Regions from separate parts of the Homo sapiens genome. Here region 2 is linked to region 1. The links are chromatin loops, found by intact Hi-C in ENCODE. Cell type or tissue: dorsolateral prefrontal cortex. All regions are shown on one strand. Links, peaks and the distances in the headings refer to the core of each region. The heading gives the core; the rest is flanking DNA.

The links. Peaks named below come from ENCODE experiments on the same cell type or tissue, not always from the same donor. Only the 100,000 strongest peaks of a DNase experiment are listed, where the experiment ranks them.
Region 2: a loop joins it to region 1, with 2.0 times the contacts of the local background. A loop is called at or near these places in 4 of 110 quality-filtered maps.

Annotation. Positions count from the first base shown.
Region 1 is chr3:167,808,980-167,819,992 of GRCh38, forward strand. The region is part of intron 6 of SERPINI1 (serpin family I member 1); the gene reads left to right. Among named protein-coding and RNA genes, the nearest start is that of SERPINI1, 79 kb to the left of the region's middle. RefSeq lists a silencer at 7,128-7,327. In dorsolateral prefrontal cortex, for the core only: a CTCF peak has its summit at 5,754; a DNase peak (open chromatin) is centred at 5,862; H3K4me3 peaks cover 719 bases; H3K27ac peaks cover 6,405 bases.
Region 2 is chr3:167,869,161-167,880,173 of GRCh38, forward strand. No RefSeq gene overlaps it. Among named protein-coding and RNA genes, the nearest start is that of SERPINI1, 140 kb to the left of the region's middle. In dorsolateral prefrontal cortex, for the core only: no CTCF peak of the experiment used is centred there; no DNase peak of the experiment used is centred there; H3K27ac peaks cover 1,466 bases.

The DNA.
Region 1 (11,013 bases), core at 1,666-9,665:
CTTCTACCCCTCGTTCAGAGAGCTTACAGCCCTAAACACTAATAGAGCTTTTCTAAATGTCTACTATATAAATGTTCCTGTCCACATAAGAGAAATGAGCTTTCCCTGAGTAAATGTTTTCATGGCTTATATCCAAGCTTCTAGGGCTCTGAACTCTTCAATGGGGTTATCAAGAATGTAGGACTGGTAGAGATTCAAAATATAATGTGGTATCTGTACCTGAGTCAGAAATATATTCATGGCTGAAGCTTAGCATAATTTAACATTGTCATTCTCTCTTCTTTAGGAATTGAGAGAAATCTGTCTTACCATACTGGCCAAATTCCAATTGGATAATTACATTGTACTTTCTTAACGTGGCTCTATTTTCAGTTTGATTAGTAATTCCTCACTGTCTCACCCAAACATCTAGGAAGTTATTTCAAACAAATAGACTACCTGCTGCCTCTCAGTCCTGACGGAGTAGCACTGCAGTGGGAAATCAATTATTGTGGTCAGTGTAGCTTATAATTTCTAACATATTTGGAAGGTTTATAAGGTAATATTTAATTGCCTTTGCAGAGACAGAGACAATAGACCATAAATATGCATTATGATAACAGATGGTTTAGAGATTGGAAATAACACTAGAATCTTCCAGAGAATTAATACATTCTATATGCAAAGTATCTGTTTGTTTGATCAAAACTTCCGTGGGAATTGAATCCTTCTCTGTGTCCTACTCACAGTTGTATTCCTGGTACCTTGTAAAAAACTGACATATAGTTGACACACAGTGAATGTTCACTGAAGGGTAAAAAAGATGAGGGGAAGAAGACAAGAGGTTTATTTGGCCCCACATTACATACAGTCTAAGGACTATTTGCCCCCTTAAACATAAGTAAAAAAATCCTGGATTTGCCATTCTCAAATACCACCCCATTCAGGTTTTCAAGATCACTTGATAAAAGATCTAAAGCAAACTTCCCAGTCTTTCAGTGGGAATTCTTTGATTATTACATTATTAGTTTTGCCAGAGTCTAAGCAGCTCCAGTATGCCATCCACCCTAACCAATATATCCTTACATTCCCCATGCCATGCACACACACATTAATTTATGAATCATTCATTCAAAAATTATTGTTTTAATTATAAAACTTGCCCCTTTTTTTCCTCTAAATTAATAGCATTTATCTCTTCATCATTTATTTGAGCACCATATGCTCTGCTTTGTAAGGTTGGTATCATTTTCATATGTCTAGTTTTTTCCTCTCCAAATAACATAACCTTGATGATTAATGTCTATAACTCTTCATAACCCCCATAAATACCCAGGAAAATTATTTGCATGCATTTTGTTTCTACTTTAATGAGAATCTCATGGTGTTTAGGATATATAAAGGCTTACCTCAATATATTACAGGTTTGGCTCTATACCACTGCACTAAAGTGAATATTCCAATAAAATGAGTCACATGAATTTTTTGTTTCCCAGTGCATATAAAAGTTATATTTACACTATACCATAGTCTATTAAAGGTACAAAGACATTATGTCTGAAAAAGTAAAGCATATACCTTAATGTAGAAATACTTTATTGCTGAAAAATGCTAATGATCATCTGAGCCATCAGTGAGTCATAAGCTTTTTGTTGGTGGAGAATCTTGCCTTGATATTGATGGTTTCTAATAGACCAGGGTGGTGGTTGCTGAAGGATGGAGTGGCTGTGGCAATTTCTTAAAATAAGACAACAATGAAGTTTGCTGCATCCATGTACTCTTCTTTCCATGAACAATTTCTCTGTATCATGCAATGCTGTTTACCCACAGTACAACTTCTTTCAAAATTGGAGTCAGTCCTTTCAAACCCTACCACTGCTTTATCAACTAAGTTTCTGTCATAGTTTAAGTCCTTTGTTGTCATTTCAACGTTGTTCGCAGCATCTTCACCAGGAGTAGATCTCATCTCAAGAAACCACTTTCTTTGTTCATCCCTATGAAGCAACTCCTCATCCATTTAAATTTGATCATGAGATAGCAGCAATCTAGTCACATTTTCAGGGTTCACTTCTAATTCAAGTTCTCTTGCTGTTTCTACCACATCCACAGTTACTTCCTACAATGAAATTTTGAAACTGTCAGTTATAAAAGTCAGAATCAACTTCTTCCAGACCCCTGTTAATGTTGCTATTTTGATCTCCTTCCATGAAACATCAGTGTTTTTATTGGCATCTAGAATGCTGAATTCTTTCCAGAAGATTTTTTCTTTGCCCAGATTTTGGATCTGGGCAAAGAGGCCAGGAATTCTTCCTAACATCTGCAATGCCCAGGAGAGCTCCTCCACAACAAAGGATTATCCAGCCAAAATTGTCAATAGTGAAAAGGCTGAGAAATCCTATACTGGAGAAAGCATGTGGAAACAGAGAAGAAAAAAAAATTAAAAGACAGAATGGGAACATATTAGGTCAAAAGACAGAGGAGTCAAGCATATGAAATGGCTAAAAAAAAAAAGAAAAAGAAGAGAAATGAAAAGACATAGAACAATATATGTATGTATATAGGCTTTTAAATGGCTAGAAAATATTTGAACAATATCTTAGAAAGTGATAACGGCAGTTGCCTCTGGAACACGGGACAGAGGCTTTAGATGAAAGAGGAGTTTTCATTTCATATACTGCTCTGTAGTGTTTGGAATTTTACCTTGTATATGTATTGCTTTTTTAATTAAAATTGTTACTTAAAAATTAGAAAAAACTTTTAAAAAATACCATTAATAGGCCAGGCGCAGTGACTCATGCCTGTAATTCCAGCACTTTGAGAGGCCTACACAGGACAGTCCAGGAGTTCAAAACCACCCTGGGTAACATAATGAGACCTTGTTTCTTATTTAAGAAAAAGTCATTAATAATAGAATTAATTAGCAAATTTGAAATCACCCAGAGAATAATTCAGTACTATCATTATATTGTTACTTTCTTAAATTATGTGATAAAATTGTATCTTTCTTCAAAAATAGCATATGTGATTTAGCAGTGGGGAAAAATAAAACCTGCTTTGCTTTCTCTTGCTTCTAGAAAAACGGAGTGACTTGAGATCTTTTGCTAAGACCTCTCAAGTCCACTCTTTCATTTTTTATTCCATGGCATCCACTCTTATTTGAGACTCTCATTACTGCTGTTGTAGACTATTTCAATAGCCTTCTAAACAGTTTCCAATCTCTCTCCAATCTAATCTATTTTATCTGCCACTGCCAAGATTAATCGCCTTAAAAACTTACTCTTAGATCATTCCAGTTCCTGTTCAAAGCCAGCCTTCAGTCACCTGTGCCCCATCCGCTGCTCAGCAGGGCATTGAGACCAGGCTTCACTCTGGTTGATTCCATATACACAACTCCTGCCCAGCCAAACTAAATACTCACTCTGTGTCTCACCTGTCCCCAGCTCTCTGCCTTTGTGAAGTCTCTTCCACAAGAAAAATCTCCTGCACTGAACCTCAGCTTTAATATCCCCAATTTCATCAAGGCATCATGACTACACCAACCAGAAGTAATCGTTCCTTCTTAAATTCCTGATACCTTGTGCCTTTCTTTATGGCACATATATCTTTTTATCTCATATTATTGTTATTTATGTGTCTAATATTCCCTGCCAGAATTTAAACCCTCCAAGATTGATTCTTACACATGTTTCCTATAGTGCCCAGCACTGTGCTTTCTGCTTAGGACCTACTGAATGAAGAAATGAATAAAATGAGATGCTCGATATTTATTACATTTATTTTTTATTTCAATTTGATATCCATTGCTTTTGTTGGTAAATTCCATTAACATAAAACACAGTAAAGGCTCATACAATAAACATGGATTATAGAAAGTGCTGAGAATCATTTTCTTCTCAGGCTCTATTTAAAATGCTCATCTACTTGCAGCGAGGATCCTGTTATAGAGAAGGTCTATTTTTGTAATGGAAATGGATGACTGTCAGCATTTGGATTAATAGATAATCCTCTTGGAAGGTGTAAGGGGAAGGAGAAAGAGAGTACTAAATCCTTCAGCATCAAGTACAAGCTTTAATAAAGGAGCCAATAAAATAAAGGAATTAAGAAGACACACCAAAAGCCATATTCAGGTCAGACTCAAGTGCTGTTGATTTATGCTGGACCTACTCTTACCCTCTGCCCTTGTTTGTTCTCTTTCTTCTTGCGCCTGTAAACTACAAGGCTCTATTTCTCTCATTGCCATAATTCCAATTCTTCTACTTTCTTGCCTGGATTACTGCAACAGCTAACAAAGTTCATCTTCCTGCCCCCAGCTGTTTGCTTATCTGATTCACCCTGCACAGCAGCTGCCACAGCTATCTTCTAAAATCAAAGCATTGTGTCCCATTACTTCTGGACAAATCCAGGCTCTCTAGCATCATCGTCAAAGCTCTTAAAATTATGTCCTCTCCTACTCCCCAACCTCCTCATAGCTCAGGCTCCAGCTGGACCTTCAAGAGATCCCCACTGGGGATGTAAAGTTTCTCTCACTTTACAAATGGAATCTTCTGCTTGGAATGTCCATCTTGCCTTCTCTGACTTTTCACTCTTACTAATTGTTTAAGAGCAAGTTGAAAGGTCGACACATCAGAGACGTTTGACCTGACATTCCTCTTCCTTCCTAAATGGTTTACTTTTCCTTATGTGGAATCTGGTAGCACTTTGCACACACCTCTGTTAGCACGTTTCATTTTCTCCTAGACTATTTGTTTACATACTTGTCTCTGAGCTCAGAGCTATTCAAAAGCATAGACATCTTTCTGTCCCCAGAACACAGAAGAGAATTTGTGGTGGGGGACAGGGTAGATACCGAGTGGGTGAGTGTTGTGAGTAAATTTCACTGTACCCCACCTGGCTACAAGCATGGGGACTTCTCTCATACTTCCTGCCCTCCCCACTGCAGCCACACAGCCCCTTCTTTGGGTCCTTAAGCATGCCCAGTTTGTATCTGCCTCTGCACTAGCTTTTCCTTCCATCTGAAATACTCTCCCTTTATTTCTTCCAGTGGCTGGCTCCTTTGTATTCCTTCATTCTCAGCTAAGATTTGCCCTCTGAGACCCACCTTTCTGAATAACCTGTGTCAAATAGCTCCTCTTCGCTGCCCCAGTCACTAACCAACATATCACCTTATCTTGTTAGCTTAGTTATACTTACTATACCCTGAAATTGTAGTCATTTATTGATTCACTTTTTTATTGTTCTTTTATTTGATGTCTGCTTTCCTCTCATTAGGAAGGAACTATTTAGTTCATCATAGTATACCTGGTGCATCTGGCTCATAGTAGGTGCTCAGCACATGAATGAATGAATGAATGAACCAATAAATGAATGTTTGCTGGTTTTGTAAAAAATCTATCCAGAAAAGCAAACAAAGAAACATTATTCCTATCGTAAGAGAACTCAAATTCTAGGAACTTTTATAAATTTCATGGGTGGGGCTGAAGCTAAAAATATTTTGGCAACTAAAGCACAGAGACACTTTTGGTATGCTAGGGTTCTGTTATAATACTCTCGTCATTTTGTTATTTTAAGCATGCCGTTCATGACGCAGAAATCTATTTAAATTGGCTGAATTTAGGAACAGTGCCACAGAGGAAGTAGTGGCCTACACTTGCATGATGGCTATCCTGCAAGCATGATGTTAATCTCAGATACTTAGAGCCTTTGGTGCCCTGCACAATACCGCATATGTAGTGGGTACTGAAGAAATATTTACTAAGTGACTGAATGAATGCCTTTGTAGTCTTGCCCTGCTTTTTTCAGAAGAGCTTGAATTATTGCCCAGTTCTTCTCTGGGGGAACCTAGGGTTTACTGGCCCTGTTCCCATCTCATCCATTGTAAAAATCCTGGCCTCATGCTGCCTGGAGGAAAGTAGGACCAGTCATTTGGCAGCACTGTCTGCTGTGGCCAGAAGGAAAAGGCTGCTTGGTGCCAGCAGATTTAAAAACAAAAAACTATTTGCCTTTGCTTGATTGTTTGAGAGAATAGCTAACTTTTCTCTAACCAACAAGACAAGCTCATCAGTGTAAGTCTCCTTCATACCCCTTTGCATTCTGATTCAATTTATCAAATATCTGAGTGCATACCTGGTACCCGGCAGTGTGCAAGGTGTTGTGCATAAGATAAGTAGAACAGGCAAAGTCCAGGCCTTGAAGAGTGTATGGCCTAGCAGGAAAGATGGTCTTGATTGTCTACTGCATGACATCGCCTGTTTCTCTGCATGACCTGATCTACTTCTAAGATTTTGTGGCTGCAGACACATGCTTGCTTAGACCACTTTCTGGTTATATTTTATTTTAATGAGACTGCTTGAAGTTTGTCTCAAGAAAAAAAGGCTTCATTTTCTTTTTTTCCCCTTAGTACCTGTGATGTGATTTCTTTTTCTTTTTTTTTCTTTTTTTTTCTTTTTTGTGAGATGGAGTCTCACTCTGTCACTCAGGCTGGAGTGCAGTGGCACAATCTTGGCTCACTGCAACCTCTGCCTCCTGGGTTCGAGCAATTCTCTGGCCTTAGCCTCCTGAGTAGCTGCTATTACAGGTGCATGCCACCACACCAGGCTAATTCTTGTACTTTTAGTAGAGACGGGGTTTCACCATGTGGGCCAGGCTGCTCTTGAACTCCTAACCTCAAGTGATCTGCCTGCCTCAGCCTCCCAAAGTGCTGGGATTACAGGTGTGAGCCACTATGCCCGGCCTTCTTATTTGTCCATTTTCTTCTACTTATGTATCCAATGGGATGGTGTTTTTCTGAAGGCTGATTGTCTTAAGGTCTCATTTACAGGTGTAGACATTTGCTATCCCTCATGTAGCAGTTAATCATGATATGGGAATCCAAACGTTGCATTCAATCTTTGCTGTCTTTGAAATAAATGCAATAGCACTAGTCTGCTGGATCCCATTCTCCTTACTCTTTTACTCAATCAGATTTTGAAGTCTTTTAGCACGTATGTGGCCTTTGCACTTTTTCCCTCTCTGCTGCTGTTGTCAATTTTCTTGGAACGTCTACTTTAGATTATTGTCTTATGTTTTATTTATTACAAGAATAAACTTAAAAAGAATTTGTTTTTGAGACAGGGTCTCACCCTGTGTCCAGGCTGGAGTGCAGTGGTGCGATCTTGGCTCACTGCAACCTCAACCTTCTTGAGCTCAGGTGATCCTCCCACCTCAGCCTCCTGAGTAGCTGGGACTACCACGCCCAGCTAGTTTTTGTAATTTTTTGTACAGATGGGGTTTTGCCATGTTGCCCAAGCTGGTATCCGACTCCTGGGCTCAAGCGATCAGCCCCAAGCGATCAGCCTGCCTCAGCCTCCCGTAGTGCTGGGACTACAGGCATGAGCCACAATGCCCGGCCTATTACAAGAATAAACTTTATAACCATAATTATGAACAGAGTTGTGGTCATAGTGCACATCAGATGACACTGAAAGACTTTATATACCCAAAGTCTTATAATATGAAATAGTTAACCACTTTCGTTCAACAATTACTGAAATCCTGTCTATGACAGTATACTGGGTTAAAGACTGGAAAATTGAACATTACCAGGAAACTCCCTCTACTAGGGTTAGCTCATTCTTTAGACCCTGCTATATGCCAGAAGACAAGGTTACTAAGAAAAATGACACAATCCTTGCCTTAAGGAAGTAGACTGTCCAGGAAGAGGGAAGCATCAGTGCAAATATGACATATTAGAAAGGCTTCAATAGAATTAGTTTCTGGGTTCAATAGGAGAGTGATCAGATCTACTTTAGTGATTTAGGAATTAGAGGAGAGCAGAAAAAGCCTCACAGAGCTAGATGCTGAGCTTCTAAACTAGATTAGGTGTCTTACTATACAACAAAAGTTGAGGGAGCTTCTAGGGAAACAAAGATACAGAAATGACAAAGCGTGCTATGTTGAGGCTGTTTCAGTTCATATAATTTGAAGCACGGCATATGGGGCAAAGAATGCTAATGGAAGGAAGCAAAGGCAGCCTGATGGAGGTCCTTATAGTTTATACTGAGCAGGTATGGAGGTTTGCAATATACTGAAGGTGAGGTGAGAGGGAGAGCAAGCAGGAGAGGGGATAAAATGTTTTAAGTGGAGTAGTGGCATAATTTGATTTGTATTTTGATAAGATCATCCCGGAGGAAGCTTTAAGGTGAACTGGAGGCAGTCAGGAGAGCATTTCTCTACTGCTGAGTCATGACACACTGTAACATCCATTGAAATTCATTCAAAAAGATGATTTGTATATGTTGCTAAGTTTAATTTTCTGATTTCTAAGGAATTTTATCTTCACGCTAATAGGTGAGCTTGGTCTATGATTTTCTTTCTTATATTGTTGGGTTTTTTTCATTTTTTACAGCAAAGTAAAATATCCACAGATGAGTTTGATAGCTTTTATTCTCTTTCTAATGTCTAGAACGGTTTTACAACAGGCAATCCTATCTGTTCCTTGAAGATTTGGTTAAAATCACCTAGAAAACCATCTAGGCTTGGAGTCTTTAATTTCAAGGATGGAGAAAGTTTTTGTATACTGATTCAATTACTTTAATGGTTACTGGATTATTCAAATATTCTATTTTTTTCCTTGACTCAATTTTATTTTTATTTATTTATTTATTTATTTTTATTTTTTTGAGACAGAGTCATGCACTGTCGCCCAGGCTCGAGTGCAGTGGCCGGATCTCGGCTCACTGCAAGCTCTGCCTCCTGGGTTCACGCCATTCTCCTGCCTCAGCCTCCCGAGTAGCTGGGACTACAGGCGCCCACCACCACGCCTGGCTAATTTTTTTTGTATTTTTAGTAGAGACGGGGTTTCACCGTGTTAGCCAGGGTGGTCCCGATCTCCTGACCTTGTAATCTGCCCACCTCGGCCTCCCAAAGTGCTGGGATTACAGGCGTGAGCCACCGCGCCCGGCCAAATTTTATAATTTACACATTTCTATAAAAGAGTCTAGCTCATGGTAAATCTCTTCATTTTCAAAATTATTCGCATAAAAAAGAACAAATACTTTTTTAGGATAGATGGAAATATTTTGGTTGTTTGTTTGTTTGTTTGTTTTTGAGATGGAGTTTCACTCTTGTCACCCAGACTGGAGTGCAATGGCATGTTCTCGGCTCACCGCAACCTCTGCCTCTCGGGTTCAAGAGATTCTCCTGTCTCAGCCTCCCTAGCAGCTGGGATCACAGGCACACGCCATCACGCCTGGCTAATTTTTTTGTATTTTTAGTAGAGACGGGGTTTCACCATGTTGGCCACCCTGGTCTCGAACTCCTGACCTCAGGTTATCTGCCCACCTTAGCCTCCCAAAGTGCTGGGATTACAGGTGTGAGCCACCGCGCCCGGCCAAATATTTTGTATTTTATTTGTGGAGAAAGGTTCACAGATATATGTATATCTATCAAAACTTATCAAATCATGTATAATAGATATTCATAGTAAATAACTTATAATCTCATAAAGTTAATTAACATTTACTGCAGAAAATTATACATAGTATTTTTTGTGATAAAAAATTATTTTCCATATTCTTGGGTATGTTCTTTTTTTGCTCTTAATATTGTTTATTTGGACAATCTCTTCTTTTTTTTAATGAATTTTGTTTAAAAGTTTGTCCAGTTCATTATCTTTTAAATAACTAGCTCTCTGAGAATAACCCTTAGCATCTTTGTTTTCTTTCTCTTTCTGCCGTAAGTACCTTGCAATATCCCTGCCACAACTACCACCACCATCATTTTGGTGGGGCAAGTGCGAACAGGCAATAAAGTAGGTGACTAGAGGATATTACAACATTTGGGACACAGGCTAGTAATAAAGGGATGATTTTTCTTGTTTCAAAGTGCCTACTGCAGCCAGCTGGTCAAGCCTCATAGCTATTGGAGGCAATTTCCTATGTGCAAATTGATGTAGTTGGAATATTATGTGGTGTCTTTGAGGAGAACCCCTTTTAGAATTCTTCAGAAGGGCTTAGCTGACAATGTGGATACTCATTACCCTGTAGGAACTGGGTTCTAGCACCTTTGTATTCAAGGTCATGATATTGGCTCTTGATGCTTAACTCACAGACTGATGAAAATGGGCAGCAGAATCTGAAAATAATACAGCATCAAATAGCTGCTAGTTAATATATTTTACTGTCTTAAAATTTATTTTTTAAATGTTTTCTTTTTTATTATTACTATTTTAAAATTAAAATTAGTATTATTTTATTTTACATAGAGATGAAGTCTCACTATATTGTCTAAGCTGGTCTTGAGTTTCTGGGCTCAAGTGATCCTCCTGCCTCAGCTTCCCTGAGTGCTGGGATAATAGGCATGAGCCACTGCGCCCAGCTACTGTCTTGAAATTTATGTGCTGATTTTACCAACTAAATATATTCGGTTACTTAACACAATTTAAATTTTTCTTAAAAAAAACACTACTCTTTTGGATTTGAGGGAGCTAATTATACTTTATTACTAAATGTGAAAACTTGATTGCTTTTTTATTTTTCTTCTAGTCAACAAATACATTCTAGAAGAAAACATCATAATATGTGAAATGGACTATTTAATAATGCACTACTTATATCTTAATACCAAATAAGATCTGAGGAAGTAATATTCCCATTAAAAGTATATTCAGAGATGCCATTGTTAGTTGTCTTGGGGCTTATTCAAAGTAATCAGGTCCTCTGTAACAGATGTACCAAAATGTTGAAAATCCTTCCTTATATGTACAAGATAATTATGTGCTTTTCAAAGCTTGAAGGAAAATGTATTTTGTGGGTAGAACTTGATACTTACAAAGTCTAACTAAGCAACCTAATGGGAAATCAATTGTGCTTTTAATGATGCTGGACATCAGCAACAAAGTTATTTATCTGAAATCTGAATTAGATCTCCTGGAATTGAAAGAGGGGTTATAAATTTGAGTAATTCTTTTTCTTACTCTCCTGTGCTCTTTCGAAAAATGTATTTGAGGCATCTTTTGTTTGTTTTGTTTCTTTCTTAGGGAAAAGTTGAAACCCCAAG
Region 2 (11,013 bases), core at 1,161-9,160, 60 kb after region 1:
TGTAGGTCAGGACACAATTGGTCCTTTGAATTGAGGTGTGGTAGTAGCCAAGCTTTCAGGAGTGAGGTTTCCACCTTTCATCTTGTTTCTAAAAGTAAATATCTAGTAAATGATAAAGCTGTGTTTTTAGTTGTAAGTCTATGGTGATTGTATAGCACAGAATGATTCTAATGTATTATTTTAGCAATGAAGACAAGCAGATTTGATGCAGAAATCCTTGACATAAGGAGCCAAAATATTTATGTTGCCCTTAGGGGATAGATATTAAATATATCTACCCATACTAAACTTTTTTTTTTTAAGAGATGGAGTTTTGCTGTGTTGCCCAGGCTGGCCTTGAACTCCTGGACTCCTCAAGCAATCCTCCTGCCTCAGCCTCCTGAGTAGCTGGGATTACAGGTACATGTCACTATGCCCAACTTTCCCAAATTAAGCTTTAACAAATCTTCTCAATAATGTTTTCCTAAATTATTCTTGAATACAGTCATGTAGAACATATAACAATTATGAAGTTTTAAAAGTCTTTATAATTCAGGAAATTTTGAATTAATAAAAACAAAGGAAACTTTTTGTTTTTTGAGACAGAGTCTCATTCGGTCTCCCAGGCTGGAGTGCAGTGGCATGATCTCGGGTTCAAGGGATTCTCCTGCCTCAGTCTCCCGAGTAACTGGGATTACAGGTGCTTGCCAGGAAATAAAGGCAATAAAAGGTCATTGCTAATTATCTGCTCTAGGTTTAAAAAGTTCATCTAAACTTTTCAAGTATCTTTTTTTCCCTGAAGCCTACATTTTGTTATTACTTTAGTTGGAAAACGACTGCAGTCAATGACTCCTCATTCCCTCACCATTCTGACATGCACTCCAGCATCTCTTTGCCATTATTTCAGCAAAGATAGATATAATATGCTATAGAAGAAAAAGAGTAGCAACCTTAACTTAAGAGTTGAGTTCCTATTGTAAAATAAAGACATTACTGAGACTGGGTTTCAAACAAATATATTTTTAAGCTCCACTCCTGTGGATTTTTTTGTTTTGTTTTGTTTTGTTTTTGTCTTGGTCTCTTTGTTGATCCTGTCAGCCAATGGTTTCTCACTTGCCTGTCAGAGCTGAAGAGTCCATTCCTTGTCAATTCAGATGCGAAGTGGAACAAACGTCCTTTAGTAACAAAACGAATCCGAAATGAAAAAGGATATGTTACTGCTGACTGTGGTGGTTGTCAATAAAGATGTTTTCATAGCAACTATTCCTTCAAAATACAATGAACATCTGCAATAGTCTTTTACCCAAATGACAAATTCCTTTCCTACTAAATCATGTCTTTACAAAATTAGAAGGCTCTATTTTAAACCTTGAATTACTTGACATTGAAGGTAATGCTAATTACAATAAAATCTCCCACTTACATAATTATTAATTCAAATTTGCACCTTTTTCCTGAATTTTACCTGCTTAGAAATCCTTATGGTGCTAATGATGAACATAACGATTAAGAATTTTGTTGCTGAAATCTCTCTATGCCTCAGTTTAACCATGTTAAAAATTGATAAGATAATACTTAATTGATAGAAACTGTGATAATAAAATAACACCACAAATGTGATTACAACAGAACATGGCAAAATAAATGCTAGCTAAATTTTTAAATCATGGTTTAAAGATATAATTTGTGTTACTTTAATTAAATAATTGATAAATAGATTTCTTGCCTTGACATTAACCTTGAGTATTCATATTTCTGCAAGTAGGAGAGGAAGGATGTGATGTCTTTCCCCATCCGTCATAAGGGTCATGGCCAACACTCCTATAACAAAAGGTAGGCTAACGAGAAAAAAGCATGACAAATATTTAATCATGCTTTTACGTGACAGAGAAGCCTTCTGAAAGAAGGCTCAAAGAACCAGGGAAAACTATCCATCTTTATGCTTAGATTCAATGGAGTGGACAGTTGTGTAGAAATGTGATCGGACAAAGGAAGAATTATCTAATAGTAATGGACTGCGTGTGGAAACCCATAAGAACTGTCTATTCTGATTCTTCTTGGCCTCTCTGTGTGGCATTTCTTCCTCCTGGGTATGGGGCATGACTCCTTCTGGAATTAGGGTTTGATGACCTACTATCAAATAAGGGGAGGTCAGAGAATGTCTTTATGGCCAGCTCCTAGATAGAAAGGCAGGACAAGGTTAGACTAATCATTCTAGCTTTTATTTTTGGCTTTGAGGAAAAGCAGATATGGTTTGTATGACCCACCTTAGGGAAGAGGAATTCCAGTTTTTATGGTTCACCTTGAGGGAGAATGAGGGGCAAAAGACATCTGAATCCTTCACTTCAGGGTATCATTTTCTGAGGCTCAATATGGACAAGTATTTATAACTAGGTGCTTAATATGGCCTTTTGAGATACACAGTTCCTATGCTGCAATCTCACAGGCAATGAATGGTCTTTATAAAAGTGTGTTAAAGTTGAAAAAAAAGCAACAAAACAAACAAAAACCTGAAGAAATATTCCTCATTGAAGGTCCAGCTTACATTAAAAAGAAAACTATAATAATTTATTCTCTTGAGAAGGGTTGTATAGCAAAGGAAAATTCTTGAATGTTCCCTCTGCTTGCCCCATGCATCAATTCTATTGATATTAAAGTAGGCCTAGCAAATGTACTTCCATTCTCACTGACTCAGTCTTTGTAATTCAACACCAATTCTGAAAAATACTTAGAAATTATTTCAGTAAACAGCTCTTATAAGTGCTACATGCATAACAATATTTCAATATCAGAGACTTCTATCCCATGAGAAGATATTTTCAACCTAAAATTTATTATAAATGACCTAACAAAGAACTATTTTTTCAGTAATTGGCTATTATGGTTCAATCTGTTATACCCACTTTACACTAGAAACTATCCTATATTTTCTTGTTGCCTACGTAAAAGTGGGCACGAAAAGGTTAAACAGTAAACTTCCTGACTCCTGCCAGCCAAGGGAAGACTACTGGTGTTACCTACGAAGTGTCATGGCATTCTCATTTCTGAATAATGAGGGAAATCTGCTTTCAATACAAACCCCCATAAGACAGTCACTCTTCCAGACAAATTAAGCTAAATAATCCATCATGACAGCTGAGAAGACAATGTGCAAAATGTCAGTGGAGGCCAGGGAGAGAAAGGCAGAGATGGACTGTAAGAGCTGCAGCATGATGCAAATACTGAGAAAAGACATTCTCTGTTAATACAGCTCTTAATTGTAGGCATTTTTTACAGAACATATTGAGAGTGAAGCAAAGCTTCCTTAGCAGTACTCTGATGTCTTCTCAGCAGGATAATGTAGGGTAATTCACAGTGAAGGCAAGGGGTTAGGAAAGTCACAGCCCTAAAAATCAATGGGCTGCTTACAGGGAAGAAGGTGCAACAGATCTTGGAGAGCACAGAAAAGAAGAGATGAGCAGCCTGTATTGAACAGAAACCAAAATATTAGTTAGATATATCCAGCAAAGCCATTCCACAAGTTCGTTAGTGAGTAGGTGCCAAAAGCCAACTGTAAATCCTAGATACTTGTACATATGCATGCTTATATTACTTATATTTTAAGCAGTCATATCCTCAAGCTATATTATGAGTTCAGTCATTCTAAAAAGATGCTTCCATTGTCTTCTTGGCACTTACTCAGAATCTTCAGTTATCTTATTCATACTGTGTGCTTACTGGTTGTCTTAACAGGTGAGGGCAGGGGCCCTGTCTTATTCACCTCCATATCTCCAGGATATAGAATAGTGCTTGGCACACAGCAGGAACTCAATAAATATTCATACTATTTTGAGTCCCTTAATCCTCATATCAACTACAGGATTTAGATTTTATTGTTATCTCCATTTTACAGATGAGGAAAATGAGGAACAGAGAAATTAAGTAATTTGCCCAAGCTATGCATGAATAAGTGGCAGAGTCAGGATTTGAAGCCAGGCAGTCAATCCCTAGAATTTACACTCCAACAACTACTGCCTCTAGTGGTTATGTATGTATTTATACACGTATATATTTGCAGAAATAATTGAAACTTATTTCTGCCTAGGTGCATGATATATTAAAGCATCACTAAATCCTTCTGAATATAATTCAAACTTCTTCCTACCATAGACAAAGTAATGGCCTATAGTGAACATAATGATTATCCCATCATACACCTTGTACTGTATTAGTTTTCTTTGCAATCTCAATTACACTTGCATTTTTATTATCATGGTTTTATAAAACTTTATGACTGGAAAGTACCGTATTCATAAAGAGTTGTGCCTCATATATGTTAGACATATATGCATTTTTATTAGTAATTATAACTTTTATGCAGCCAGATAGCCCCAGGTTTATGATTCCACATCTTTTGTGTTGTGTCATCTTTTGTAGCTAGTTGATATTGTAATGTTTGCTGACTTAATTCATTCAGTTATTAATTTCTATAAACTAGAATTTAGGGGACATTTCAATGGACTATGGAGAGAAAATAACTGAAAATTGGAAATTAAGAGCATCTGAGAAAATTCAAGTTGTTTGTACATCCTGGACATAAATCTCAGGAAAACTGACATATTTTCCTTCCTTGTCAAGTCATACAACCAATGCTATCACTAAAACTGGTCTAACATTTAAACATTCAGACAATCAGTTTAGTCAATGCTTCAATAAGTTTACTGAACTAGCAGTTTCTTACCAACTAGTTACAGAACAGTCACAGCTGAAAATGATCTATACATTGTATTATAAATGGGATTAATTATTCTGCCAGACAACCCCAGGTGTGCCAAATAACCCAACCCCTTCCTCCAAGACACTCATTGAGAAACTAGACAGCATCTGAGCATTGTAGGAACAAACACTGAAGTAAATGGATTCTAAATCCCTTTGAGTTCTAAAATGCTGTAGAGATCTGAGAAGCCCACAACCTTATAACAGCAGGCAACATAGATTACGCTTAAAAAGCAACATACTTTCAATTGATTGATAAACCCTTTTGTTGTTCATTTATTGCAAATAGGTTTTAGAGCTCAATTCACACTTTTGTGAATAAACATTGAAAATATTTGATTCAATGGTTATATTTCTGCCTGACATGAGGAAATTATAGAATCTATTAACCTTAACAATTTAATTAGCATGTCCCAGACTTAATCACTCACTATCTGGGTAGAATTGGCCCAATTAGTTAACCACTCTAAACCACAGTTTCCTCATCTGTAAAATGGGATGGAAAATAATAACAACTCATAGGGTTGTTAAGAGGAATACATAAATTATTCATGTGCCCTGTATGGCACACAATAAGTCCTTATTAAATGAACCGGTTGTAGAACTGTATTAAGAACAAGTAGTAGTAGCTTCCATATTTAGAGAGCCATCAATTCTGTTTTCCAACAGCTCCATTAGTGAGAATTGTGCTGTGTGTTTTCCCCCCACCCCGCCCCACTACAACTGCATTGCTATATGCAAGGATATAACTTCTGTCTCTAAAACTATTCAAATAGTGAGCCTGGGAAAAACAAACTTAGGTCAAAAGAGTTTGACTAAACTGGCTGAGAACATTTAAGTTGGATAAAAATAGATGTATTTTGTTTGTATAAATAGATTTTGGTCATGAGAAAGAAATAAAGAGGTTCCTCTCAAAAGAAAGCCTGGTTTAGCAGTCAGTAAACATTGGGAAGAGTCAGCAGTTGACTTCCCCACTGTGTGGAAGAAACTGCCAAAAGCCCATCCAGAATTAGGTGTGTGGGAGGGAAGAACAAAGGAGAGGCAAACAAGAAGCTGTCACTATTCACCACTTTCACCTTGAATAACCTTTAATTGAAAAATAAAGTTGCCAAAACAAGGAGTAAAAGAAAAACTACCATTTTATTCCCTCCTTGAGATTGAATTAGAGGGAAACATACTGACCACAGTAATCCCAAGGTTGGACTCACATGATGGCAAATGTCACTTAGTTCTAAAGCTCTAATTAGAAACAGGGCTGAAGTTTTAGCCAGCTCCTGCTACTAGAAATAAAACATGAGGCAACAGCAACCCAAGCCCTGGACACCCCCTGACAGTGAACTCTGAGGTGCTTTCTGAGTGAGTTGAGTATAAAGCTGACAGAGCCTAGAGAATTCATACTTGAGCAAATATTGGGAAAGAATAAACTGGGTCAGTTACCACCTGTTTCTAGATTTTATTTTTTTCTAGACTTCAACTAAGATTGTCTTTCACATTAATAAGAAGAACGATGAACATAATCTATTTCATCCAACTTCTACATTCCAGGCACAGTATCAACCACTTTATTACATTTTATCTTCTGTAATATTCACAGTGTTATTGGGTAGATTAAACAACTTGCCCAAGTTCACACAACTGGTGACTGGCAGAAATGGGATTTGAACTTATTTGATGCCAGAGGAGGTGTATCCTTTAATATTTTAGAATAACTTATTTATTTCATTATATTTTATGAACCTTGAAATATGTTTATTGTAAAAAAAAAACGCAGAAAATACAGACAGGCTAAGTAAAATGTGTCTTTACATTAAAGTATTTAATTTGCAAAAGAACAGTTGTTATTTTAAAATCCTACCCCACAGTTTTTCATATTTCTCTTTCTATGTAGGGTTAATCTCATCAGGAATTTCTCTTATCCATCCACAGTTTGTAGGACAATTCTTTGCACATAATGGGCACTCAAATGTACGCAGATCATATTAGTCCAAGAAAAAGCTGCTTGTTGGGGCTACCAAGCCAGCATGGTAACACCTTACAATCACCCTTTCTACCTGCAGTCACATTGTTCCCAGAGTGGGGTGGTGATACTTGCCAGCTAGCCCAAGTTTCTGGATATAGACCTTTAACAACTTCACAAGTACCCTTAGAAAATTCGGTTAAGACCGAACATGGACATGCTTGCTCCATTTTTTTCCACTCTCAAAATATCCTTGAGCAGTAACTCATTCATAGATAAGAAAAACTTTTTCTCTTCAGTTTTTTCTTTTCTTTTTGAATATTCTTTGATTTTAGCAGAAATAGGCACAGTAAAAGAATAAATATAAGAGACGAAGAATAAAATTTATGAAATTTAGAAAGCTCATGTTAGAGAATTGTACTCTTTAGGTAGATCCTTATTTAAAGAATAATTAGAGGAAAGAAAACAAAAGATGAAAGAGTACAAATGAGATTCCTGAGCAGTTTTTTATTTTGATTGATAAACTTTTAAAATGTGTTTGAATTACAATATTTATATATCAGGAATATGAAAGGTTTAATCATAAAAATTACATAATATTTCTTCCAACATTTTCATCTTGTCCATTTCTTCATATCTATAGTGGAGAATTATCCCTCTGTAGGCAAGAAGAAGTCTTTATTCTCTTCGGAAGCTGCTCCTCTTGCACTCCAAAATATAGTTCTGATGGAAGCTGCCAATCACTTTATCCCATTCCCAGAACAGGCATGGTACCAGACTGAGGTCAATCCTATACTCCACCTTATTTGCCATGGAAAATAGCCTAGCGATACTTGCATGACTCAGGGCAGTTGGAGTAGTTTGATGGAATTTTTTAAACCACAGCTGACAGGAAGTAGCTCTGTTCCTTATTAGTTGCAAATGCTGCAAGCATATGACCCTAGAGTTATCTGTTGCCAGTTGTTGCCTTGTGGAGATCATAGGCTTAAGATGATGAAGGCAGCAATCAGCAATAAGCAGAGGTGTGCTTGTGTGTGTGTGTGTGTGTGTGTGTGTGTGTGTGTCAGAATGAGAGAGAGAGAAAAATTACTGCTTCTGAAACCAAATCCATTTCCAAGGTGTGGTTTTAGAAGCAAATAAATTGCCAATTTCAGAGCTGATTCAAGTTGAATTTTTGTCCTGTAACCAAAAGAGTCCTGACTAACAGCCAAAACTCAGGCTGTCAAGTAAACATAATCTGTAAGAATCCGCTTTCCAGCCTCCATTCCCCTTGACATCTTCCTGAAAGAAGATTTGTATAGGAAATGCTGACGTCTCTTTGGCAACTGCATAAAAATTATTGTATTCAACAAATTTATTATATGTCTCTTTGTGGCCAGGCAGCTTGCTTGGCACTGGAAATTGGCTAGGGAGATTGGGGCAAGAAAAATACCTCTCTCCATGGTGGAGGCATACATAAAAGCCGATTGCTACACAACTGCGTAAGAAGTGCTTTAATCAAAGCCTGAATAAAGTGTTGTGGAAACTCAAAGGAGCAAGCAAAATGCTTCACATGAAAGTTGGACATTCGAGTCAAAGACTCACAGGATTTTCCCAAGCAGAAAAGAAAGGAGAGGACATCATGGACAGAGGAAATAGCATGGTGCAAAGGCATGGTATGAAAAAAATACACGACAAATTTGTGGAATAACAGAACTTTTGATGTGATCACAGCATAATGTGGAGTTGGGTAACAGTGAGGGATTAGGCTAACCAGCTTGGCAGAATACTGACTAAAAATTCTTAAATGCTGTGCTAAGTTGTTAGAATTTTATCTTACAGGTTTTGAGAAGCCATCTGCAGCTCACAACTAGATGAGTGACACAATCAGATGTGCGTATGCAAGTAGGTAATGAACATCCATGTAACCATCACCCTGAGTCAATAACTATCCCTTCATGGGTGAAGTTGGGCAACTTTTCATATGGTTAACAACAATTGGCCAGGCACGGTGGCTCACACCTGTAATCCTAACACTTTGGGAGGCCGAGGTCGGTGGATCATTTGAGGTCAGGAGTTCGAAACCAGCCTGGCCAACATGGGGAAACCCTGTCTCTACTAAAACTACAAAAAAAAAAAAAATTAGCTGGGCATAGTAGCAAATGCCTGTAATCCCAGCTACTCAGGAGGCTGAGGCAGGAGAATTGCTTGAACCCAGGAGGAGGCAGAGGTTGCAGTGAGCCGAGACTGCACCACTGCCCTCCAGCTTGGGTGACAGAGCAAGACTCCATCTCAAAAAAAAAAAAATCCTTTTTTTTATTATCATCAATTTTCTGCAGACCAGTCCATTCTACTATAGAATTCCTGGCATTTTTCTTCTCAATCTTTAAAACTTTTTATGTTTTATGAATATCTTTGTATTGGGTATTAGTATTACTAACTTTTCTGGTATAGTTTGCAAGATATTTGTTCCCATGCTATGATTTGTATTTATTTCTTTGCTTATGTTATATTTTTACAGTGAAAAATTTTAAAAATTATATAACAAAATATATGTTATTTCTCTTGTGTCTTCTAGATTTTGAGTCATATTAAGCAATGTTTCCCCATTTTCAGAATATAGAAGAATTCATAACTGCTTTTTAAAAATACATGTACAGTTCCTTTTTAAAGCCTTGATTTAAATATCTGATCCATTGGGAATTTATCCTGGATTATGGTGTAAGAAATGGATCCAATTTTATCTTTCTCCATATGGCTATCCAGTTATCTCAGCAATGTTTATTTAACTGTCCATCTTCTACCCAGCAATTTGAGATGCTACCTATAAAGCATACTAAATGGTCACATGTGATTGTATCTTGTTTCTGAACTTTCTACCTTTTCATTAGTTTGTCTGCCTATTCATGTGCTAATATCAAACTGTTTAAATAATAAAGTTTTTAATAGTACTTTCTAAAGAAATCTGATATAGTTTTTCCTTCCAGCTGTTGTCCTGAACATTGCTTTTCTTTTTTAGAGTTTATCTGGTTATTCTTACTTGTTTTTAAATTCCTAATGAACTTTATAATCAATTTGTTTAACTCTAGAAAAAAGCCTGGAGACATTGAACTAAGATCAAATTTAATGTATTAAGTAAGTAAGAGGAACTAACGTCTTTATGATATTTCCTTCTCTCTCTCCCAGATGATGGTATTTCTTTTCATTTATTTGTGACTAGTTCTTTCAAAAGCACATTATAGTTTTGCTCTTATAAATATTAGACACTTCTGATTAAGTTGATGCCAAGGTGCTTTCTTCTTTTTTCTCTATTTTCTATCACAAATGAGATCTATTATTCATTTATATATTCTCACTGTTTTTGTTTATATATATGTATACATATATACTTATATATGCTATTGATTTTTACGTGCCATTTTATAACATTATTTTATCGAATTCTCTTATTGTTTGTTATATTTCCCCATGGATTCTTTTGAGCTTTCCAGATATATAATCACATGTCCTCTAAATAAATAGTTTTACCTCTGTTTCCCAAACTGATGCCCATTAGTTGCTTTTTCATGCTTGATGATTACATTGGTTAATGTATCAACGTACAAAAACACTGAATGTTTGTTTCCTTCCAAAATTTATATATTAAAGCCCTAACCCTCAGTGTTGCTCTATTTGGAGTAAGGAAGCAATTAAGATTAAATGAAGCCACAAGAGTTGAGCCCAAATCCAATAAAATTAGTGTCTTTATGAGAGGAGACACCAGAGAAATATACTATCTAGCATCCCCCTTCACTCCCCCAACAAACACACACACAACACACACACACACACACACACACACACACACCCCTCTCTCCCCTCATGCACACAAAGATGAGGTCATGGGAACACACAGTGAGATGATAGCCACCTGCAACCCAAGGGGAGAGCCTTTGCCAGGCACCCACCCTGCTGGCACCTTGATCTTCCAGTATCCTGAAATGTGAGAAAATAAATTCGATTGTTTAAGCACCCAGTTTAAGGTATTTTGTTATGGCAGCCCTTGTATACTAATACAGTTAGTGTCTGCAATATGCTAAATGTTGTGGATATAGTAGGTATCTTTGCTTTGTTCCTGCCTTTCAAGAATAAATATTATAATGTTAAATATTAAACATTAAAGTTTCCAAAGCTTTTGGGATGATGTAAATATATTTTAATATGCTAAGAAAATTTACTGATTATTTTTAACATGAATGGGTGTTACATTTTGTCTAATGCATCCACTGCATTAATGAAGATAATCAAATAATTTTTCTCTTTAGCTTGGTAATTTAATGACTTATAATAATGGATTTCCTAAT